Linked DNA regions of Homo sapiens: all the other regions are linked to region 1. The links are chromatin contacts, found by Hi-C or POLR2A ChIA-PET in ENCODE. All regions are on one chromosome and are shown on one strand. The core of a region is the stretch at or near the end of the contact, and the rest is flanking DNA. Distances in the headings are between cores, read along the strand shown. Region 1 overlaps FGGY (FGGY carbohydrate kinase domain containing). Region 2 overlaps LINC01358 (long intergenic non-protein coding RNA 1358). Region 3 overlaps JUN-DT (JUN divergent transcript). Region 4 holds the start of LINC02777 (long intergenic non-protein coding RNA 2777).

Region 1 (2,840 bases), core at 192-2,691:
GATAAGAGCCCACTTGACCCTACCTCCATTTATCATTATCCTTTGCTGTCCCTCATCCCCTACTTTCTTACCTCTGACTTCTGGCCAGGTCAAAGTCCCTGCCCCATTATATCCTCCATCCCCCTCTAAGCCACACAGATTCCTGCAGATGAGAGCCTTGTCTAACACGATGGACGTAACTGATCTTTGCACATCATGAGATGAAACTAAGTAAGTCACTTATTCCCAGCTTAGAGATAAGCAGACTGAGACACAAGTCTGAGGACAGTAAGAAAAGCATACAGTCAGCCGGGCACGGTGGCTCACGCCTGTGATCCCCACACTTTGGGAGGCCGAGGTGGGCGGATCACCTGAGGTCAGGAGTTCGAGACCAGCCTGACCAATATGGAGAAACCCCATCTCTACTAAAAATACAAAAAAAAAAAAATTAGCCAGGCGTGGTGGCGCATGCCTGTAATCCCAGCTACTGGGGAGGCTGAGGCAGGAGAATTGCTTGAACCTGGGAGGCGGAGGTTGCAGTGAGCCGAGATTGCGCCATTGCACTCCAGCCTGGGCAACAAGAGCAAAACTCCATCTCAAAAAAAAAAAAAAAAAAAAAGCATACAGTCTAAGGGCAGAACTATTGGGATGTGAAGTATAGAAAGTATTACCATTAACCAAGCACCTACTATGTGTCAGTGTGAATCACGCTGTAGACACTTAATCCTCCCATACCACCAAAGGTAGAAATCGGTGCCCCCATCTTACAGACAAGCAAGTTGATGGGTGGGTAGGTGAATTAAATTGGCTATCTAAAGTCAAACAGCCAGTATGGGGCAGGACCAATATTGTAACTGTGGTGTGTCGGGGCCCACCGTCCCTTTGTACTGTACTGCTGACCCAGGTTTCTTGACTTTTCTGCCAAGTTTGTAACCAGTTGATGATGACGCCACTTTCCTGAGATGTCCAAAACCCTATAGAAGTGGGCCGTTCAAAGCAGAAGGAGGAAAGACATAAAAAGAGCCCAGATTGCCTTATAATTGTCCTCAGGAGAAAAACCATAACATTTTATCTAAAAATCAGCTGGCTAGTTCAGATAACATTCAAGCTTAAAATTTGATCTGTGACATTCCAATTTCTAGACTTCTTTTTTTTTTTTTTTTTTTTTTTTTGTATTTTTTGGTAGAGACAGGGTTTCACCATGTTGGCCAGGCTGGTCTTGAACTCCTGACCTCAAGTGATCCACCCGCCTTGGCCTCCCAAAGTTCTGGGATTACAGGCATGAGCCACCGCACCCGGCCCCAATTTCCAGCCTTCTGATAGCCAAAAAACTTCCTATCTGGATGCAAGAGGAAAGATGAAAGTCAGCTTTGGAGAACACAGTACTCTAGAAAATGGGAAACAGGGCCTCCCAGAGCAGAACAGCTAGCTGTGAGTGACCCCGGCACTGACTCCGCGCTGCAGCCCTGGACTTTGTGAAAATGGGTCATCTTCCAGGCCCTACATCCCTGGGCTGACTCAGAAGCACGGCGGGGAGTGCAGCGGCTTCACAGAAAGTTCTGCTTTGGAAACTGTTCTCCTCTAGGCTGTTGAATGAAAAGGCTGTTAATCGTTATTTGGATTCCGATTGAAACTGGACCTTTTGTCTCTAACTATGGACCAGTTACAGTTCCAGACAAAGAGACCTTTTATTTAGCCTGGAATTCCTCTGCCTTTGGAAGCCTGTGACTGACAAGTGATGGCAAAGTGCATCTGCCTTTGAATGCTTTGGGTTCTGCTAAACTCATTAATGCATCAGATAAAATAGTTCACATTCCAGCCAAAGCTGCCCTCTTCCTCTCCTTCACCCAGGACTCAGAGAAAAGAACACATTTGCATTTGTCCCTGTAAAAGGCACGTACACAAGCAGCCAGTATAGAGGTAGTGTCATTGGTGCCTTTAAACATTGTATTGCTCTAGTTTTCCTACAAAGACAGTTAGGGAGGACTGTAGACCTGGAACATGATTCTCAGAAATGCATGTGAAAAACACATTCGAATTTGGGAGATTTTTTTGGAGATAGTGTGGAACAGTGGAAAAAGCAGATCAGCTCTGTGACTTTGGGCAAGTTACTTTACCTCTCTGAGCCTCAGTTCCCTCTTCTGAAACAAACAAACCAAAAAACATTATCATCTCCCTCATGTAGATCACTGCTGAGGAATAAATGCTTGCGAGTTTGTGAGCATCAAACTCTGTGCCTAGTCCAAGTAGGTGATCAGTAAATGTCAATTCTCTTATTCCATCTAGGAAGCCCCATGCCAAAAAGAAAGAGGGGCATTTGAGGGAAAAAAAAAAGCAGCTTATTATTTTGAAAGTGAATCTTTGCCATGTTGAGAACAGCCTGCTCTGTACAAGCAGGGAGAGCGGGGCCTTGCCAGCTTGGGAAATGCTGTCTACATGAGGAGGAAGAACCTCCTTGTACCCTGGTCATTTGGTTAACTGTGGTTTCAAGAAATACTTGGTATGTACTAAGTAATTGTTAAGTTTCCCCCACTGACTTGGGACTAAATGTTCCTTCTTCTAAGTTTTATTTTTTAGTACTGGTAGTTTCAGTAGGGGTTTCCCTCTTCTGGTCTTACTCATTATTTTAATTATTTGTTCTTTCATTTATTCACTCAAAAGCATTCTCTGTGCACACCAGTGTGCCAAGCCCTGAGGTTGGCACAGGGATGCTAAGAAGAACAGTAATGTCCAGCCAAGAGGTTCTTTATAAAACACAGAAAAAGTGCCCTTGGTCTTATGACCAATATCCAGAGTGAGTAGAGTGGGGACCCAGAGGACAAAATGTGTCGGTGTCAGTCAGGTCCAGGCAGGGAACAGAT
Region 2 (3,045 bases), core at 32-2,531, 630 kb before region 1:
CTCATATGATTCTGGGCCATGCTATAAATCTAGCTCTGTCTCACATCAAAGTTTTTGGGTTTTTCCCCGCCCCACTATGTCCTCTTGTCTCCTCAAAACAGCTCAAACTCTTAGAAATAACTTCCTAGACCAGAGAAGTAAAAACAGGAGGGATGGATCCACTCTACTCATACAGGAAGGTTTTGAGTGGGAGCCTTAAAGGATGAGTCTCTTTAATCTCCCTGGCCCAGTAGTTACCAGAATTGCCTTGCTATCAATCCCTGGGGAGCAATAGGCACTGTTGTTAAGTGTGCCAGCCTTGGGTTGCACAGTCTGGAATTTGAATACGAGTTTTCCCCTTGATTAGCTATATGACCCTGGGCATATCACTTAATCTTGTTAAACCTCAATCTTCTCATTCTTAAAATGAGGACTAAAAATTATACCTCTGGGGTGCCCCTGTGGCTCACATTTGTAATTTGAGCACTTTGGGAGGCCAAGACAGGAGGATTGCTTGAGCCCAGGAATTCAAGGCTACAGTGAGCCATTACTGCACTCTAGCCTGGGCAACAGAGCAAGACTCTATCTCAAAAAAAAAAAAATTACACCTCTAATAGAAGATCACTATGAAATTAAATTGGATAAATCATGCAGAATATGTAGCAAAATTTCTGGCACAAAATAAATGATCAATGACTCTTAGCCATGGGATGAAGAAGATAATGGTGATGAGGATATTCTGGCTCCAGGTGACAAAGTCAAGGACATGTCTGGCTGATAAAGTCAGTTTAGCAGCTTCCATTAAGAAGTTATTCAGAAAAAAAGCTGGGACCCTGTCCTTTACAATCCCACAGTGAAATGTACTGTACTTAAGGAAGGGCAAGGAGGAAGGAGAAGTTCCTATCCACACCACAAAGCTAAAAAACCCAAGAAGAGTTTGGTTTTGCTCTGTTCTCAGTCCTTTTTAACTGAGTTTTCCTTTTTAAAAAAATACTATGGCCTTTGCCTGAGGCCTAATCAGGATGCCTATAAATGTGCATATTTATGGATGTTAGTATAATACACCTTAAAAAGTTCCCTTTGCTTTCAGATGCTGGTCTGCATTTTGTGCATGTCTCAGCTATGTGCTGGGTGGCTGCTACAATATTTCTGCTGAGGCAGGCAGAGTACACCCACCCAAATGCATTTCATCTAAATGTAGTTTGGTCTGGGACATCTTGGTAATCAGGGAAGACAAAGCAGATTAAAATCATGTGAGAGGCCACTTTCCCAGCGAGCTCAAACATGCTCTGCTGATAGAAACCACTCCACACAGGGCATGGGGGTGTGACTTTGTGGGGAAGAGGGGGAGGTGGAAGGATTGGGGTCAGGTTGTGACAAGGAGATGAAGGTTTGTTCCAGCCAAGGGGTCTGTCTGGGATGCCAGCCATGAGGAAAGCAAGCTTCAGCACAGATGTCTGTGATGTGGAGTAACCCCACGTATATTTCAAAACAGATTTCCTGGGGGAAATTTTTTGGGAATTCACAATATGTTGTTAAAACCAGGCAATCCTTTGAGGTTTGTTATTCTTCTTCTAGGACTCTGTAATATTCACCGGCAGGAAAACCCAAGGGAATGACTACTATGACATCTGATGGTGAGAAGGCGGCGTTGGTTGAGGGGAGTGAATGGGTTATATCTATTGAAAATCTACTATGGGTTTTTCTTCTTTTTTCTCTGATTATCACAGAAGAGGTTACTAAGTTTCAGAAAGAAGCAGGAATTAGTGCTTGGAGACCCAAACATCCTAGAAGGACCCTGGAGATCCTTTGTGAAGTTGAGAAGGAGGGAGATTATTGTTTAAGGTAGCTTCTGAGTTGTGCGCCAGGCATTGGAAACTAAGCCAAGGACACAGCCAGCCAGTGAGCAAGGCCTTCTCCAGATCATTCCGGGGAGTTCTGCTCCAGTTTAGAGGGCTGTTCCAGGTTCCCTCAGTGGTGATTTTGGAGGCTTCAAAGGACTTCCCAGTAGAGATGAGCAAAGAGAGGTCATCCCCATTCCCTTGAAACTGATTCAGCCAAGCCTTTCATGTCAACCTTCTGCACCAGTTGAGCAAAGCAGTAATCACACCCATTCAAGTCTTCTAAAGGGAAAGAAATCACCATCACTTGTCCTTATTCTGTTGCACTGGAAATAGATTTGTCAGATAAGATATAGGATACCCAGTTAAATTTGAATTTCAGATAAATGATAAAACTTTTTTGGAATAAGTGTGTCCCACATGTTGCATGGGACACACAAACTTGATCTGAAATTCAAATGTGACCAGATGTCCTGTACTTTTATTTGCCAAATCTGACAATTCCTTCCACAAGTCACTAGAAACATCTCATAATTGTGCCCCCCTGCAGGTGGTAAGAGGTACCATGTCATAGCACAACCTGCAAAAAGTGGTTAATGATAGAACATGCCACTGAGGGGTAGTGAGCCTCTTGTCACAGAGAGCTTACCTGGCTGTTTTCATACCTTCCCTGCACTTTTAATCCCTCACTCCTCAGCTCCTAGGGATAAGGAGCATGAATCCTGAGGCAGGTTGCTTGGATATGAACGCTGGTTAGCTGATGGCCTTACATTAAGTAATATAACCTCTCTGTGTTTTCTAGTTTGCTCGTCTGTAAAATGGGGGCAAGAGTAGCAATTACCTTGTAAAGTTGTTCTGAAGCTTCAAAGTGCTTAGTTCAGTGCTTGGCCCATGGGGAAGGAAGAAAAGACATTAATTATTACTGTTATTATTCCCTGGTACCTATATACAAAAGGAGTTGGGCTATTGAGAATCATGTAATCATGTCAAAGCTGGGGCAGAATTTAAGGTCTCAGAAGCCATTGCTGAACCACTGCCACTCAGAGAAGAAAAATATTTTGGGAGCATTTAGAGGAACTCTCTTGTTTTAGAAATGAAAACTCAAGCCAGAAAGGCCAAATGGCTCGCTCCAAACTTCACAGGTGGTTGAGAATAAGATCTTGGGGTAGAACAGCAGATACAGATAAAATAACCCAAAGGAATGGTGGAGAGCCTTTTGCTAGGA
Region 3 (2,835 bases), core at 242-2,741, 790 kb before region 1:
GGCACCAGTTCTATGCCAGTGTGCTGGGGACAGAGGAATGAATAAGACATAGGCTTAGAAGACATCCCCTTCAAGGGGATGAAGTTCTAATGGGGAAACAGATAAGTAAATAGAAGCACTAGCACAGAACTAAACTTTCCGACATGTAGTTGCACACTCACTAACTCACTTAAGTCATCTCACATGGGGTAGTAACCAATTTCATTCATTTGACACACAAGGAAACTGAGGGCCAAACTGGCAAAGCGATTTGCCCTTCCTGGTGTTCCATAACCCTTCAGACATAATTTCATCACAGCCCTTAGCGCTCTTTCTCTGGGATAGAAGTTCAAATGTTTATTTCCCCCATTAAAGTTTAAATTCCCTGCAGGCAGGTCTAGCTTCTTTTAATCTGTTGACCACCAGCATCTAGCCCAAGCTTGGCACACGGTTATGGAAGGTGTGGTGGGGGGAATGGAGCTAGAAGTTGTGGAGCATCAACCACATGCTGGGCTTCGCTGGGCACTTCACATTTGCTGTTGGTTAATCTACTACAAAAACTTGGTATGGTGGGTATTATTATCTCTGTTTTATAGGAAATATGCCAGAGGCTGAGATGAGTGATGGGATTTGCCCAAGGTCACACTGAGCGTAATCTGAGAAGCTCCCAACTCAGAAATGGCCCAGAAGCTGGTGTGTGTGCTGCGGGTGGGGGATGAAGTGGGTGGGAGCTCAGCCGTCCAAATGCAGAGCCAGAACGAGTCTCCTGTAAAGTGTTCAGCTGGTCCACTGGAGCATCTTTACCCACAGAGCCTGATCCTGTGCTCAGGCTTTTATTAGCATCTGTGTTCTTTCCGCCACAGCGCCCAGCTGCCCCGGCAGCCTCTTGGTGAACACTTGCTGAATAAATGCTTCACCAGGAGAACAAAGACGTGAAGAAACAATCACAATATGTGCCAAGGCACGAGGCTAAGCCATTTATTTATCCTTTTTCTTTTCATTCTCTCAACATCACGATGAAGTTAAGTACCATGAAGACCCCAGTTTTACAGGAAAAAAAAATGGAGGTTTAAAAATGTAGAGACTTCCTACAAAGCTGGAAAGTGGCTTTGAAGCCAGGCTTATGTGGCTCCAAAGCCTGAACTGCAAACCACTACTTGAAAATGAATGCGTGTGTGGATGAATTGCAGCTCCCAAACTCTTCTGAAGCCTCAGTCAAGGCCACAGTGGCATTTGCTCCCTGGGCAGGGTGTTTTCCAGGGACTTATGGATCAGGTCTGACTCTTTCCAAAAGGCCCTCTGACTGCCAGCCCTCCCAGAGGGGTCAGAGAGCATTTCCCAGCTTCCCACTGGGCCTGCCTATCTTTGGGAGCTTTGAAGTCCTACATTTAGAGGACATGGATCAGCCCCAAACCTAAGAGCTCCCCCAAGGTAACTGCCAAGGGAATCCCTCAGGAATCCCGCTTAATGCAACCAAGAGAGGCCTTTAGAAATCAGGCCAAGTAGAGGAAAGAACAATGGACAGGAAATTGGGACATGAGAGAGTCGTGAGTCAGCAGCGTGGTGAGAGCTGCCAAGATTGCTGATGTGAACTCTGGTTGTATCACGAGGAGCATAATGTGTTGAATAACTAAGGTGATATTGCACTTCCTCTGTGGTAGAGCTGGAGCTGGAATGTGGGGTGAAGGTCTGGTTCCACATTTTCACGTAGTCATAGTCAAACCGGAACTTATCCAATAGAGCAGAACCGGAACACTGAAGGGAACGGTACTATCATCTTTGCCAAGGCGGAAGGACTTGTATTTCTTTTCCTGAAGAAGAAAAGAAGCAAACATGTTGGGAGGATAGGCTTTGGGTATTTCAGAGATTTCCCTATGAACAAGGCAGTAGACTTCTTCTGTCTGATCCTAAGGGGAACCTAGGACTCAAGTGAGGAAATAATAGGAAGCAAGATTCAGACGCGAACTGAATCAACAATGCCTTTGTTCTAGTCAAAAAGATAGCCAAAGAAGGAAATATTTTTGAAGAAAGAAGAAAAAAAGCAAAACACTCAATGAACCTCCTCTCTCCCCTCTATGTGACCCTAAGCAAGTAACGTAATCTTCCTGAGGCTCAGTTCCTTATCTGAAAGTGGCAGGTGGTGTTACATGAGACTAACAATGTGCAGACTGAACGCAGTGTGGAGAGACGGCTGTGCACATGGCCCTGCGACTCTGGCTGCTGCAATTTAAACCTTAGCTTAGGGTGACCTTGGAAATTTGTTTTTACTTTGCAGTGCCTCAGCTTCCTCATCTGTAAAATGGGGATAATATATGTAAAGCAATCAAAAGGGTACCTGTCACACAGTGGGCACTCAACTTTCTTGTTAGCCAGCATCATCATCATTGCCACTCTTTATATATGAAAGGGACTGTCACAGTATCTAAAATATAATAGGTGTTCAGAGAATGTTTTCCTTTTCCCATTCTCCTTTAGGGGACTCTTCCAGGGTGTCTCTGGGATACCAAGTTCTTCTCATCTCCAGATGTCTGGAAAATGTCTCTAAATAAAACATCTTTTTGCTTATATTCTAAGGCAGCTATCTGCCTCTATCTAAATACTCTTTTAGTGAAGAAAGGGGCAGAGCAAGGAGAGTCAATCTACTTGTAGAAGTTTCTCATTCTGAACAGTGTACTTTACAGATTCCAAAGTGTTTCTCCCTCCATTACCTCTTTACCCCTTACTAGAGCAAGCCCAGATGTGAGAACTGAGGCTCCGAGAGGTTCAGTGACTTACCTGGAGCCATTAACATCTGAGTGAGTGAGCCAGGAATTGAACCCAAGGCTTTCAGACTCTGGACACCTACCTTTACAGGAG
Region 4 (2,899 bases), core at 3-2,502, 770 kb before region 1:
GAATATTGGGTGCCTTCAGCTCAGCTGGATTCTCTTGGCTTCAGTGTCAGTATTTGAATTCTTGTTCATTTTCTGCTTTCCCTCCCCAGACTGGTAAGTCCATGAGGACAGAGTCCTTGTCTATCCGCCAGACCACCAGTGTCCAGCACAGTGCCTGGCACACAGTAGGTATTCAATAATTGTTTAATGAACTCTGGGGCTTTGATTAATAATTTAGTTAGAGAGTAAATTAATTGTGAGTTAAATCTAGTTTGGTCAACAACATACTTTACACTGTGCAGTCAGTGGGGCAGGAGGGAATCACAGAAGGGTCTTTGAAGATGAAAAGTGCAGGGACTATTGGCCTAGATCAGTGGTTTACACATGAAGCTGTACTTTTAGACGAGCTTGCCTTCCGGGATTTCGATCCCTGGTCTGAGGTGCTGTTTGAGCTTCCCAGGTGATTCTGAAGTCACCAGATCGGTATTGAGGGATGCCAAATTTGGGGGACTTCCTGTTCTAACGTATTTCTTTTTGTCCCCCGAACTCATTCAACTTGTGCCTGAACGGTCTCAGCAATGGGAGCTCATTATTTCACAAGGCGAGCTGCCCAACCCAGCGTAACCACAACGACAACAATCACAGTGACACCATGTAGGGACCATACATTGAGCATTTCTTAGGTGTCAGGTACCGTACATACATGCTGCTCACTCCAAAGGCGAGGTGGGTAGTACTTGTCTGCATATGACAGCTAAAGAAACTGCAACTCCGACGTTGGTGGCGCTGGGAGTCTCAGTGGCGGCGGGGCGGGGCAGGGCCGGGACCGAGGCCACGTCCCGCCCGCCGCCCGGCTTCCCGCCCATGGGCCTCGGCAGTGCCCGCGGGAGGAGCGGGTGGAGGGAGCCGCTCGCCACGTCAGCGCACGCCCGCCCCGGCGCTCCGCCCGGCCCTCCTGGGCCTCCCCATAGAAGGTTAACCCGGGCCGGATCCCACGAGGACTGGTGGGGGCCGGGCGGCCCGTGATTTCAGTTTCCGAAGAGTCCGGCCCTGCGCAAAGGCGGGCAGGGAGGAGGAGTTCGGGAAGCCTTCCCGACAGTCTGTAGATGAAATGAACGCGCCCCGCCTGAGCGCCACTCGGGGAGCGCGCCGAGCCAGTGCAGCACCGCGGCCTCCCGGCCCGCCAGGCTGAGGGTTTCCGCGGGCCCTGACCCTGCTGGCCCCCACCGGGCCAGTGAAAGCAGCAGGCTTTATGCGGCTGTCGGGCTCGGGGCGAGGAGCCGGCTCCACCCTCCCAGTCTGGGCCCATCCTCCGGCCTCGGCCAGCCCCTTCCCTCCCTCTCTTTGGCGTTCGCGTTCCCTCGGCCTAGCAGACCTCTTAGAATGTTTGTTTTCCTTCTGAGAAAGAGCGGAGGGACGTGGCCAAGACCAACATGAACTGCAAACACGGGACATCCTCTGTGTGGGGGGACATTTTTCTGGGACCAACAGACCTGGGTCTGAATACCCATCCTGCCGCTTCCTCGCTGGGTGACCTTTGTATATCTTTCTCCATCTCTCTCAGCCTCATTATCCTCATCTGTAAAATGGGGATAATGACGCCTTACCTATCTTTAAGATACATTCTGAGGATTAGATTGGATAAATACGGATCATACATTTTAAGCACTTAGTGCTGTCAATGGCAATTAACATTATTATTCATTATATTGTTATTATGAATGACTGATAATGACACTCAAGATTATTAATGCTACTGTGTCAAAAATATGCTCAATTAAATTTATTTTTAGTGAGTGAAATAGTTTTATGAAAGGTAAATAAAGAGGAATAATACTGGGTCGGGAAGTATATACACGTTATCTCATTTAATATTCAAACAGCTTCAGAAGGTGGGTGTTATCATCCCCATTCTGCAGATGAGAAAGTTGAGGCTCTTGGAGGTTCATTAACTTGCCCACCTCACACACTTCAAGCCTAATGTCCTGCCCTCCCTCTCTCACTGACTTCCTTGACTGCATCCCTTAAGCTCCAGTCCCTTTCTACCTGCCTGCCTCAGCAAAGACTCGTCCATCTGCAGAGAAACCTGGAGGAAAGTGAGTCAGCTCTGGAAACTGGATAAAGCTCACCTCCTCCAGGCAGCTTTCCTGATTCTCTCCCTCCTCCCCCTGTAAAATTAATCCTTCCTTCCTTTCTTCTCTTGGTGCCCATAGTATGAGGTTGCACACACTTATTGCAGGTTGTGTCTCCCACCTGGGGAGTATGCCTGTCTAAGGCAGACGCCACATACTTTTTCACTCTTGAAGGGTCAATATGGTGTTGTGGTTAAGGGCACAGGCTTAGGAGCCCAACTGTCCAGTTTCAGATCTTGGCTTTACTACCTACTGGTTGTGAGCCTTAACCAAGTGACTTAACCCCTTTCAGCCTCACTGTCCTTATCTACAACATGGAGATTGACAATAAGATCAGCCTTGTGGGGTTGCTATAAGGATTGAATGAGTTAAGATATAGAAAGCAATTTGAACCTCTAAGTAATCAGATGTTCACTGAATGAAGACGGAATCGTGAAGGTCTTGAATGTTGCTTACTAAGATAGTGAGATAGAAAGCATGTTGCAGAGTTAAGAGCAGGAGTAGGTATCAGAGACCTAGGTTCTCATCCTGGCTCTGCCTTTAACTTTATGTTTGGATTGGGCCTGTTCCTCCCTCTGTCTGAATCTGTTTCCCCTTCTGCAAAATGATAAGTTTGGCTCCCGCTGCTAGATGACTTCAAAGGGTAATATTCAGTGTATTAATTCTGTGCCTCTAGGACTTTGCTTGTGTAATGTTCCCAGTTAGCGGTCACACTAAAAAATAAATGACTGGTTTGCCCCTGGAAGCATGAAGCTCAACCACTGGCTACCATGAACTCAGAGGTAGAG

The links. Hi-C counts contacts between places; a loop is a spot of excess contacts on that map. ChIA-PET counts read pairs that join two places held with the same protein, here RNA polymerase II (POLR2A). Pooled maps may share reads with other maps.
Region 2: POLR2A ChIA-PET joins it to region 1 with 10 read pairs in BJ. The contact joins two enhancer-like sites. A Hi-C loop is called at or near these places in 2 of 50 pooled maps. POLR2A ChIA-PET finds 5 or more read pairs at or near these places in 2 of 52 experiments (BJ and Panc1).
Region 3: a loop to region 1 is called in a map of CD14-positive monocyte, with 2.6 times the contacts of the local background. The contact joins two enhancer-like sites. A Hi-C loop is called at or near these places in 1 of 168 maps with a recorded cell type or tissue (CD14-positive monocyte) and 1 of 50 pooled maps. POLR2A ChIA-PET finds 5 or more read pairs at or near these places in 1 of 52 experiments (MCF 10A).
Region 4: a map of left ventricle myocardium inferior shows a loop between it and region 1 (3-fold over the local background). The contact joins the promoter of LINC02777 here to the enhancer-like site in region 1. A Hi-C loop is called at or near these places in 2 of 168 maps with a recorded cell type or tissue (dorsolateral prefrontal cortex and left ventricle myocardium inferior) and 3 of 50 pooled maps. POLR2A ChIA-PET finds 5 or more read pairs at or near these places in 2 of 52 experiments (MCF 10A and activated B cell).

The regions. Positions count from the first base shown.
Region 1 is chr1:59,668,415-59,671,254 of GRCh38, forward strand. All of the region lies in intron 13 of FGGY (FGGY carbohydrate kinase domain containing), which reads left to right. Among named protein-coding and RNA genes, the nearest start is that of MIR4711, 63 kb to the right of the region's middle. RefSeq lists an enhancer at 884-1,438. Within about 2 kb of position 1,442, at least 13 of the 41 ENCODE cell types and tissues checked have a DNase peak (open chromatin) inside an H3K27ac peak, as active enhancers do; they include dorsolateral prefrontal cortex and left ventricle myocardium inferior, where a contact is called at or near this core.
Region 2 is chr1:59,040,615-59,043,659 of GRCh38, forward strand. All of the region lies in intron 2 of LINC01358 (long intergenic non-protein coding RNA 1358), which reads left to right. Among named protein-coding and RNA genes, the nearest start is that of LINC01358, 22 kb to the left of the region's middle. Within about 2 kb of position 1,282, at least 2 of the 41 ENCODE cell types and tissues checked have a DNase peak (open chromatin) inside an H3K27ac peak, as active enhancers do.
Region 3 is chr1:58,881,945-58,884,779 of GRCh38, forward strand. The region is part of intron 1 of JUN-DT (JUN divergent transcript); the gene reads left to right. It overlaps LINC02777 (long intergenic non-protein coding RNA 2777), which reads right to left. Exons shown (of 5, transcript NR_183656.1): 5 at 934-1,790. Among named protein-coding and RNA genes, the nearest start is that of LINC02777, 21 kb to the right of the region's middle. RefSeq lists enhancers at 1,051-2,250, 1,153-1,447. Within about 2 kb of position 1,492, at least 27 of the 41 ENCODE cell types and tissues checked have a DNase peak (open chromatin) inside an H3K27ac peak, as active enhancers do.
Region 4 is chr1:58,902,886-58,905,784 of GRCh38, forward strand. It overlaps LINC02777 (long intergenic non-protein coding RNA 2777), which reads right to left and starts at 1,253. Exons shown (of 5, transcript NR_183656.1): 1 at 683-1,253. RefSeq lists silencers at 647-1,036, 1,097-1,346.